Regions from separate parts of the Mus musculus genome. Here region 2 is linked to region 1. Evidence: chromatin loops called from intact Hi-C (ENCODE). Cell type or tissue: heart. All regions are shown on one strand.

Region 1 (4,000 bases):
ACCAACCAACCAACCAACCAACCAACCAATCAACCAACCAAACAAACAAACAAACAAACAATCAATAACAAAATAAAGAGTTCAAGATCAGCCTGAGCTCAGGGGAAGACGCCGTCTCAGAATGAAAGGCTGAGAGGATGACTCTGAAGTGCTGGCCATGCAAGCATGAAGACCTGAACTCAGGCAGTTGGGGTGGGGTGGCAGGGAGAGAAGTCCAGGCTGGGTGGCATGCTTTTGTAATCCCAAAGCAGGGGGGACAGAGTCAGGCCAATCCCTGGGGCTTGCTGACCTGCCAACCCTGACACCTTGGTGCGTTCCAGACCACTGAGACGCCCCCCCCCCCAAACCAGGTAGTCAGCATCTAAGGAATGACACCCAAAGTTTCCTCCAGCCTCCACACGCATATGCACACACCTGGACATGCACACAAACAGGAGAACCAGGGCCCAGCCAGACCACAGATCTGTCCAGTTTATGTACAGCACCCCATGGCTGCTATACAACAGAAGTAAACAAGCCAGTAAGTAGCATCCCTCCACGGCCTCTGTATCAGTTCCTGCTTCCTGTCCTGCTTGAGTTCCAGTCCTGACTTCCTCTGGTGATGAACAGCAGTGTGGAAATGTAAGCTGAATAAACCCTTTCCTCCCCAACTTGCTTCTTGGTTATGATGTTTGTGCAGGAATAGAAACCCTGACTAAGACAGTGGGTAAAGGCACTTGCTGCCAAGCTTGATGACCTGAGTTCAATCCCCAGGACCCACGTGGCAGGAGGAGAGCGCTGATTCCTGCAAGCTGCCCTGATCTCTCCTGGAATGGCAGGACAAGACTACTCCATTTTCAAAGACAGAAACTGCTCAGACAGTGTTCCCGTTTGGGGTTTTAATAAAATGATCCCAGAGCCTCATGTGTCTGGACACTTGGCTCCCAGCTGGTGGTGTTATTTGGGTGTTGTGGAATGGGGTGATACGGTCAGACTGGTGAATATCAGGTGTGTGGTGGGCATTATGGGATATATATATCCCGGCCTTGTTTCAGGTCCTGTCTCTGTTTCCTGATTGGCTGAGAAGTGAGAAGCTGTACTCCCTCTGCCCAGAACAAAGCCATGCCAGGCAGGATGCCTCTCCCACTGTGGTGGACTGTACTGTCTTCTTTCTTGGAACCATGTGCCGCAAAAAATAAAATAAAATAAAATAACCACTACCACCAACAAAACCTCTCTTGCAAGCCGGGCATGGTGGCACACACCTTTAATCGCAGCACTTGGGAGGCAGAGGCAGGTGGATTTCTTGAGTTCAAGGCCAGCCTGGTCTACAAAGTGAGTTCCAGGACAGCCAGAGCTATACAGAGAAACCCTGTCTCGAAAAACAAAACAAACAAACAAAACCCTCTTGCCCCTTAAATTGCTTCTGCCAGGTGTTTTGTCTCCGAAACAAAAGAAAAGTCGCTAAGCCAATACCTTTCAAAACCGTGACCATTAGACTACTCCTCTGAGACCAGCTATTTGAAGAGGGCTGGTGACCTAGCTCAGTGGTATAGCACTTGTCTAAGGTGCACAAGACCCTGGATTCAATTACCCAAAACTGAAAAAAAAAAAAAAAACTAGAAATAAAAAATGATTTACAATTTCAAGACAACGAAAGTACAGCCCATCAAGGCTACGGGCAGAGCTGCGCAGTTGCACAGGTTGTGTGTACACCCACAGAGCCGGCAGCGGCAGGATGTAAGGTACAGTATACATTAGGACGTTTGAGAGCTAGCCAACAACCTGCACACTTGATAGGCTAAGAACCCAATTAACGCAGCCCTTGCTGCTAACTCGAGAGAGCAGAGCACTGGACACGCCTGTTCATTTAACTAAATCCTCATCGCTTACGTAAGACAGAAAAGGGTGAGAAACCCGCTTGCCCAAGAGCGCGCTTGCCCAAGGCAGCAAGGTTCCAGGATCCGGACCCAGAACCACTGTCTCTGGGTGGGGAAGTGCCCTGACCCTAGCGGGGAGGGTGAGGAAGTGCCCTGGCCTCTAGCAACCCTCCCAGACTCCACTTTTGCTGAAAGCGTGAGGCCAAAACTCATTTCCATCTCTGAGTTCCACTTCCCTCCTCGAACCGCTCCACCCCCCCATGCTTCTCTGCAGCCTTTCTCAGCACACACGTGACTCCCCCAGTTCCCCTAAATGCCGCCTCCTCTCGTCTCTTCTTACGAGACGGCCAGCTTGGGATTATATTTGTGTTTATTTATAATGGCCTGGAATCAAGTCTGAAATGTTTTCCGGCAGCAGAGAGATGGGAGAGTCTCTTTAAGGGTTTCAAGAGCCCAGTGAGGATGTGAGTGGGGCGGAGCTTCGGGTAGCCCCGCCTCCCTTCCTTCCGGAAAGGGTGCAGAGCTCATATTCACAGAACTTCAGAACCAGAAGTTCAAGTCCTGTGCAATTGTGGGCAAATTGCTTAACTTCCCTGTGCTGCAGTTCAAATGGGATTCCTAACAGAATAGATTTTAACACTGTTAAGTTAAAAAAATAAAATAAAATTTTGAGGCAGGGTCTCATGTAGCTCAGATTGAATTTGATCCCTCTATATAGCCAAGGATGACGCTGAATCTCTGGGCTGGCTATTACAGACGTGTGCCACCACACCTAGTTTTTAAAGTAATAGATGTCACCATGATTGGCATTTTCAGGGCCACTTGTGCTATTTTTAGAGCTCATGGGAAATCCTGGAGAGACTGTACAATGTCCTGCTTGGAGGAGGGCACAGGTACTTAGGTCAGACATCCGTCCACAATCAAACCCTGTTTTACTCTTCCAGAGATCGGCTTAGAGATGTCACTTGTCCTTCCTCCCTCCATGGGACTTAGGAGACTACACATCAGGATATATGCTGGAAGGGAGGACTGCTGGGCCATCCCTTTTATCTGCAGGAGAGAGCCCACCCAGGACCAAAGCCAGCACAGGGCCAGAGAGAAGGGGCTGAGGAGACACAGAGTCACGGTGACATTGCTCAAGCCCCTAGATCACGCTGTGCCTGAAGCAGGCAGCTTTTAGACTTCCTATTCTCAAGAGCCAATTCACTTCCCATTTTGCAAAAGCCACTTTCAGTTGGGTTTTCTCGAAGGAAATTATCTAGGCCAACGCTGAGAGGTTAAGCAGCTTGGTCCAGGCACATGGGCTGTTAGAAATAGACTCTGGGCTTGAGATTCTGAAGTGACAGCCATGTGCTCTCTGACCCAACCCGGGCTCCATGGTGCCCTGGGATATACAGATTGTACCTCTTCACTCTCTCTGAAAAAGCAAAACCGCTGGGAAAACTTAAAAGGACTTTGGAGTTTAATTGAGGCCCAGGCAACTGTAGGCTGAAGCCCATGTCCCCTGCTGCCAGCACTGGCTTCCCCGCACAGGTAATGCCATGTCAGGGACTGGCCAACCAGGCAGTCCAGATGCCCAAATGTGCTAGGGAATCTTAAGGCTCAGGGAGGTGGGACCATGCTCTTCTCAACCTCTGGGCTCCCAGCACTGGGTGGTTGAGCTGCACATTCCGAGGGACTCAGTCTATGAGAGGCAAAGAAGCCCTTGTCATCCTGACTTCTAAAACCTTTCCAAGGACTGGTGGGGGCGTGGGGAAAATGACTTGCAGACTTCCAGCTCAAGGGAGATGGTGTTGGGCAACACAGCCCAGCCCCACTTATTCACAGCATTTACAGTTAGTGGCCAAGAGAGGCTAAACACATCAACCAGACATGTAGTGTCATGGCACGTAGGAAAGGGATGGGGTTAGGGGTGGGAGTTATCGGGGGAGGAACAGGTTTGTCCTAGATGAAGTGACATGAGAATCCTAGCTTGCCAGATACCTTGGATCCTAAGCTCTGAGCTGTGCTACCTGTAGGCTGATGTCCCTGTCTGGGCCACTTGCTGACCTCATTCAGTCAGGGGTCAGCAACAGTACCACGCTTTGAAAACAGCTGTCCTGGACCGGAGAGGTGGCTCAGCGGTTAAGAGCACTACTTCT
Region 2 (4,000 bases), 74 kb after region 1:
GTTGATACACTGAGCCCTGAATCTGCCAAGACTGAGTCTGGGCTCAGACGGCACCTCGATGTCCACAGAAAACTGTCACCTTGGACACCACAACATTCAGGCTCAGTCTGGGGCAGGGGCAGGGCCTGTAGCAGAGAAATGGCCAACTTGCCTGAATAACAGATTTGTCTGAAGGGCAAATCTGGAGATCGGGACCATCGAGACCTCTGCAGTTGCCTGTCTGACAGCTCCTCCCAGAACCATGGCGAGGAAAGCTCACCACAAATACCACAGGCCTCTGGGTGGAGACCACTGACTGTCTTTTGGCTGCTGTAAGCTAAAAGCCATCTTCATCCCGGCCACTCACCAGCCTGGAGCCCCTCTGGGTGTCCGTGTGGCGTCCACACAGGTAGTCCAGTTCAGCCTGCTGCTCACACAGATGTTCCCTGCAGGGGAGGGAGAGGGGTGGATTTGAGCAGAGTGGGGGAGTGGGCTAGTCTTCCCAGCATACGGGTTGGCCAGCTCCCCTTATGGGGATTCCTCTGTTACCCCAGAAGCCCACAATTCAGTCTAGCTGTTACTAGTACGTTGTGAAGATGGCTATATATATATATGTATATATATATATAGGCAGGGGAAGTGGGGGGGGGGAGAGGCTGAGGAAGGCATGGTGGATAGAAGAGGGAGGGAGGCGGGGACCAGAGGCTGTGAGAACAGGCAGAAGGCTATCAGGGAAGAAGGAAGATGAGACCATGGAGCCAGGGGGAGAAAGGACCCATAGGAAGGGAGGACCCAGTGAAATGTTGAGTAGCGGAAGTAATGAAGACTGCAGCTGAGGTGAGAGTGGCACCTGGGAAGGGAAAGTCCCTTCCAGTGACAACCCAGGACTGGGTTCACTCTGACGATGTCAGGGCAGCTGGCTGTCTAACCACACTGGCCAGCTCTGCCCCTCCTCCCTGATCCTGATAAGAGGGGGCCCTCCAACCCAGATCCCAGAGTGCTGCAGAGGGCTTCTAGTGTCCTGGGTGGACAACAAGGAAGCAGGAACCCAGATCTGCCTGGCCAGGGCTCCCCTTCCCAGGGTTCCTTCCCTCCATGAGACCTCAAGACTCACACCTGTTTCAGGAGGATACCCAGCCCCAGCACTGTCTGACAGAACCTTAGCCTCTCCGACACTGAGCATTGTCTCAGTTAGACTGAGAATCTTGAAAACCTGCTCCTCTCAGGGCACCTTCTATCCTCCCTCTCCTTGGGTCAGGGTGGTCTCTGCTCTGCGCTGACATTACGGAACTTAGGTGCCACTGTATGTGGGAGATGCCTCCAGAGGCCATTCTCTTGTAGGGCTAAGGTGTGTCCTTCCTGCTATGATGGTTTCTGCCCCAATCCACAGTTCTCTCTCAGTCTCTCTCTGTCTCTGTCTCTATCTCTGTCTCTGTCATTGTCTCTCTCTCTCTCCTCCCTCTCTGGGTTTATCTAATCAAGATAAGAATGCCTTTGGCTGCTGGGCAGTGGTGGTGCATGCCTTTAATCCCAGCACTTGGGAGGCAGAGGCAGAGGCAGAGGCAGAGGCAGAGGCAGAGGCAGAGGCAGAGGCAGAGGCAGAGGCAGGCAGATTTCTGAGTTCAAGGCCAGCCTGGTCTACAGACAGCTGGGGCTACACAGAGAAACCCTGTCTTGAAGGAAAAGAAAAAAGAAAAAAAGAAAAAGAAAAAGAAAGAAAGAAAGAAAGAAAGAGAGAGAGAGAGAGAGAGGGAGGGAGGGAGGAAGGAAGAAAGGAAGGAAGAAAGAAAGAAAGAGAAAGGAAGGAAGGAAGGAAGGAAGGAAGGGAGGGAGGGAGGGAGGGAGGGAGGAAGGAAGGAAGGAAGGAAGGAAGGAAGGAAGGAAGGAAGGAAGGAAGGAAGGAAGGAAGGAAGGAAGGAAGGAAGGAGAAACCCTTTAGGGCTGAAGAGATGGCTCAGTGGTTAAGAGCACTGACTGCTCTTCCGAAGGTCCTGAGTTCAAATCCCAGCAACCACAAGGTGGCTCACAACCATCCGTAATGAGATCTGACGCCCTCTTCTGGTGCATCTGAAGACAGCTACAGTGTACTTAGATATAATAATAAATAAATCTTTTTTTATTTATTTTTGATTATTTTGTTTTTTGAGACAGGGTTTCTCTGTGTAGCCCTGGCTGTCTTGGAACTCACTCTGTAGACCAGGCTGTCCTCGAACTCAGAAATCCTCCTGCCTCTGCCTCCCAAGTGCTGGGATTAAAGGCGTGCTCCACCACTCTGGGAATAAACAAATCTTTAAAAGAAAGAAAGAAAGAGAGAGAGAGAGAGAGAGAGAGAGAGAGAGAAAGGAAGGAAGCAAGCCAGCCATTGGCTGCCCCAGCAGAGGAGGGACCCTGATGAGCCTGTTCATTTCAGTTCAAACTTGTCCTGTGGGGGATTCTCCTGCTTTCCCAGCTGGGACACCAGTGCCCCCTCCAGGCTGCACAGAGTTCACCAGGCTGGAGCCCAGCAACATCTATCCCTATGCAGACTAGAATCAAATCTCTTCAGCCGCTGTTTCCACGGCCACCTCTCTCCTCTCTCTCTCCTCTCCATGCCTGTTCCTCCCCAATCCACTCCTGGCTCCTCCTCACCCCCACCATGTGCAGCACATCCACCGCCAGTCTGCAGCTGTCAGAGGATCTCAAAGCCCAGGCCTGAAGGCCTGATTGCCTCCTTCCTCACCTCAGAATCTTCCATGGCTCTGTGATGAACAGCAAAGGCCTGCCACAGCTCCCATAGCCCTGTCCCATTGTCCCCTTTGCCTGCTTCCCTTGCACTAGGGTCCCTGCTCTCTGAGCTTCTGGCCTCTCTGTGGCTGTGCCATGGCACACCTGCCCAGGGACGTCCCTTTAAAACATGTTAGACTCCTCCCTGCCTCATCTGATTCCTCCACAGCACTTATACCGCCTGACATACTTCTCAGTACCTCTGTCTGTCTGTCTCCCACTGGAGACAGTGCCACACAGAAGGGCTTGTGTACTCCTTAGGCTCCAATAATTTGCCATTTGTTCTCACTTCTGCCCAGCCAATTGTCAGTCTCTGGTCCAAGTTCCCCTGACTGCCTCACCCCAACCCCACCCCAATGCTGTGTGAGCTGAGATCTGAGATCAGAGCACAGGCTCCCACCCAGAGTCTCTGCACGTGCCGCCTCTATACATGGGATGTCAGGCTCCAGAGGCCAGCATGGTGCTGACAGCCGTCTTTCACATCCTCGGCAGTCCCAGACCCGGTGTGACAATCCATCTACCATGAGACCAGAGACTGTCTACCTGCCTCCCTGCTATAGCTGAAGTGGCAGCAGCCATATGCCCTGTGTCTCTCAGACAGACCCACCATCCCCAGGGAGAGGTGGCAAGGGCACGGGGGGAGGAGCTGCTCCCCACTCACCTGAGGCCTCTCTTCAAAGCGTCAAAGATTTTCTTCACTTGTTGCGGCCGGGGATCCAGGCATAGCGAACCCTTGCGCAGTGTTCTGTAGGCCTTGGAGGACTTGGCTGGCAGCCGGGACCGCACAGAGTTCCTGTTGATGGACTTTCTGTGGGAGGGGACAGAGAGTCAGGACAGCTGGCTGGGCTCCACTTCCATCACCTCCACGATGAGTGGTCTTCAGAAAGCTGGGGTTCTTGGGGCCTCAGTTTCCTCATCTGGAAAATGGGAGGCCTGGGTTTGACAATGAAGAGGACAATAACAAAAGCTTAGCATCAGAAATCAGTGAGGATGCAGAGAAGCAGACAGATCCCATGAGTGGCAAGCATGCTCTGTGCAGGCAAAGCAGCATCCATGGGGCTGAATCCTAGCCCCGAGGTTCCTACAGGATGGAGAGAGAATCTCTGCACACTGTGTAAACGCATTTACCTGTCGACAAAAAAAGCCTTTGGCCAATGAGATCAGGCAGGAAATAGGAGGAGAAAGTTCCAAGTGAGATGGGTAGTGGGGGGGGGGTGTTCATTCTGGGAAAGAGTCAGGCATAGGAGATTCACCTGGA

The links. A loop is a pair of places that touch in the nucleus more often than their neighbours do. Peaks named below come from ENCODE experiments on the same cell type or tissue, not always from the same donor. Only the 100,000 strongest peaks of a DNase experiment are listed, where the experiment ranks them.
Region 2: it touches region 1 in a loop (2.6-fold over the local background); 1 of 42 quality-filtered maps calls a loop at or near these places.

What each region holds. Positions count from the first base shown.
Region 1 is chr2:167,923,184-167,927,183 of GRCm38, forward strand. No RefSeq gene overlaps it. Among named protein-coding and RNA genes, the nearest start is that of Ptpn1, 7.1 kb to the right of the region's middle. In heart, a CTCF peak has its summit at 2,004; DNase peaks (open chromatin) are centred at 988, 2,148, 2,858, 3,418 and 1 weaker place; H3K4me3 peaks cover 1,178 bases; H3K27ac peaks cover 1,432 bases.
Region 2 is chr2:167,996,898-168,000,897 of GRCm38, forward strand. Ripor3 (RIPOR family member 3) reads right to left here. Exons shown (of 22, transcript NM_001080708.3): 3 at 3,404-3,550; 4 at 347-425. Among named protein-coding and RNA genes, the nearest start is that of Ripor3, 12 kb to the right of the region's middle. In heart, a CTCF peak has its summit at 2,458 (motif pointing left); no DNase peak of the experiment used is centred here; H3K27ac peaks cover 1,506 bases.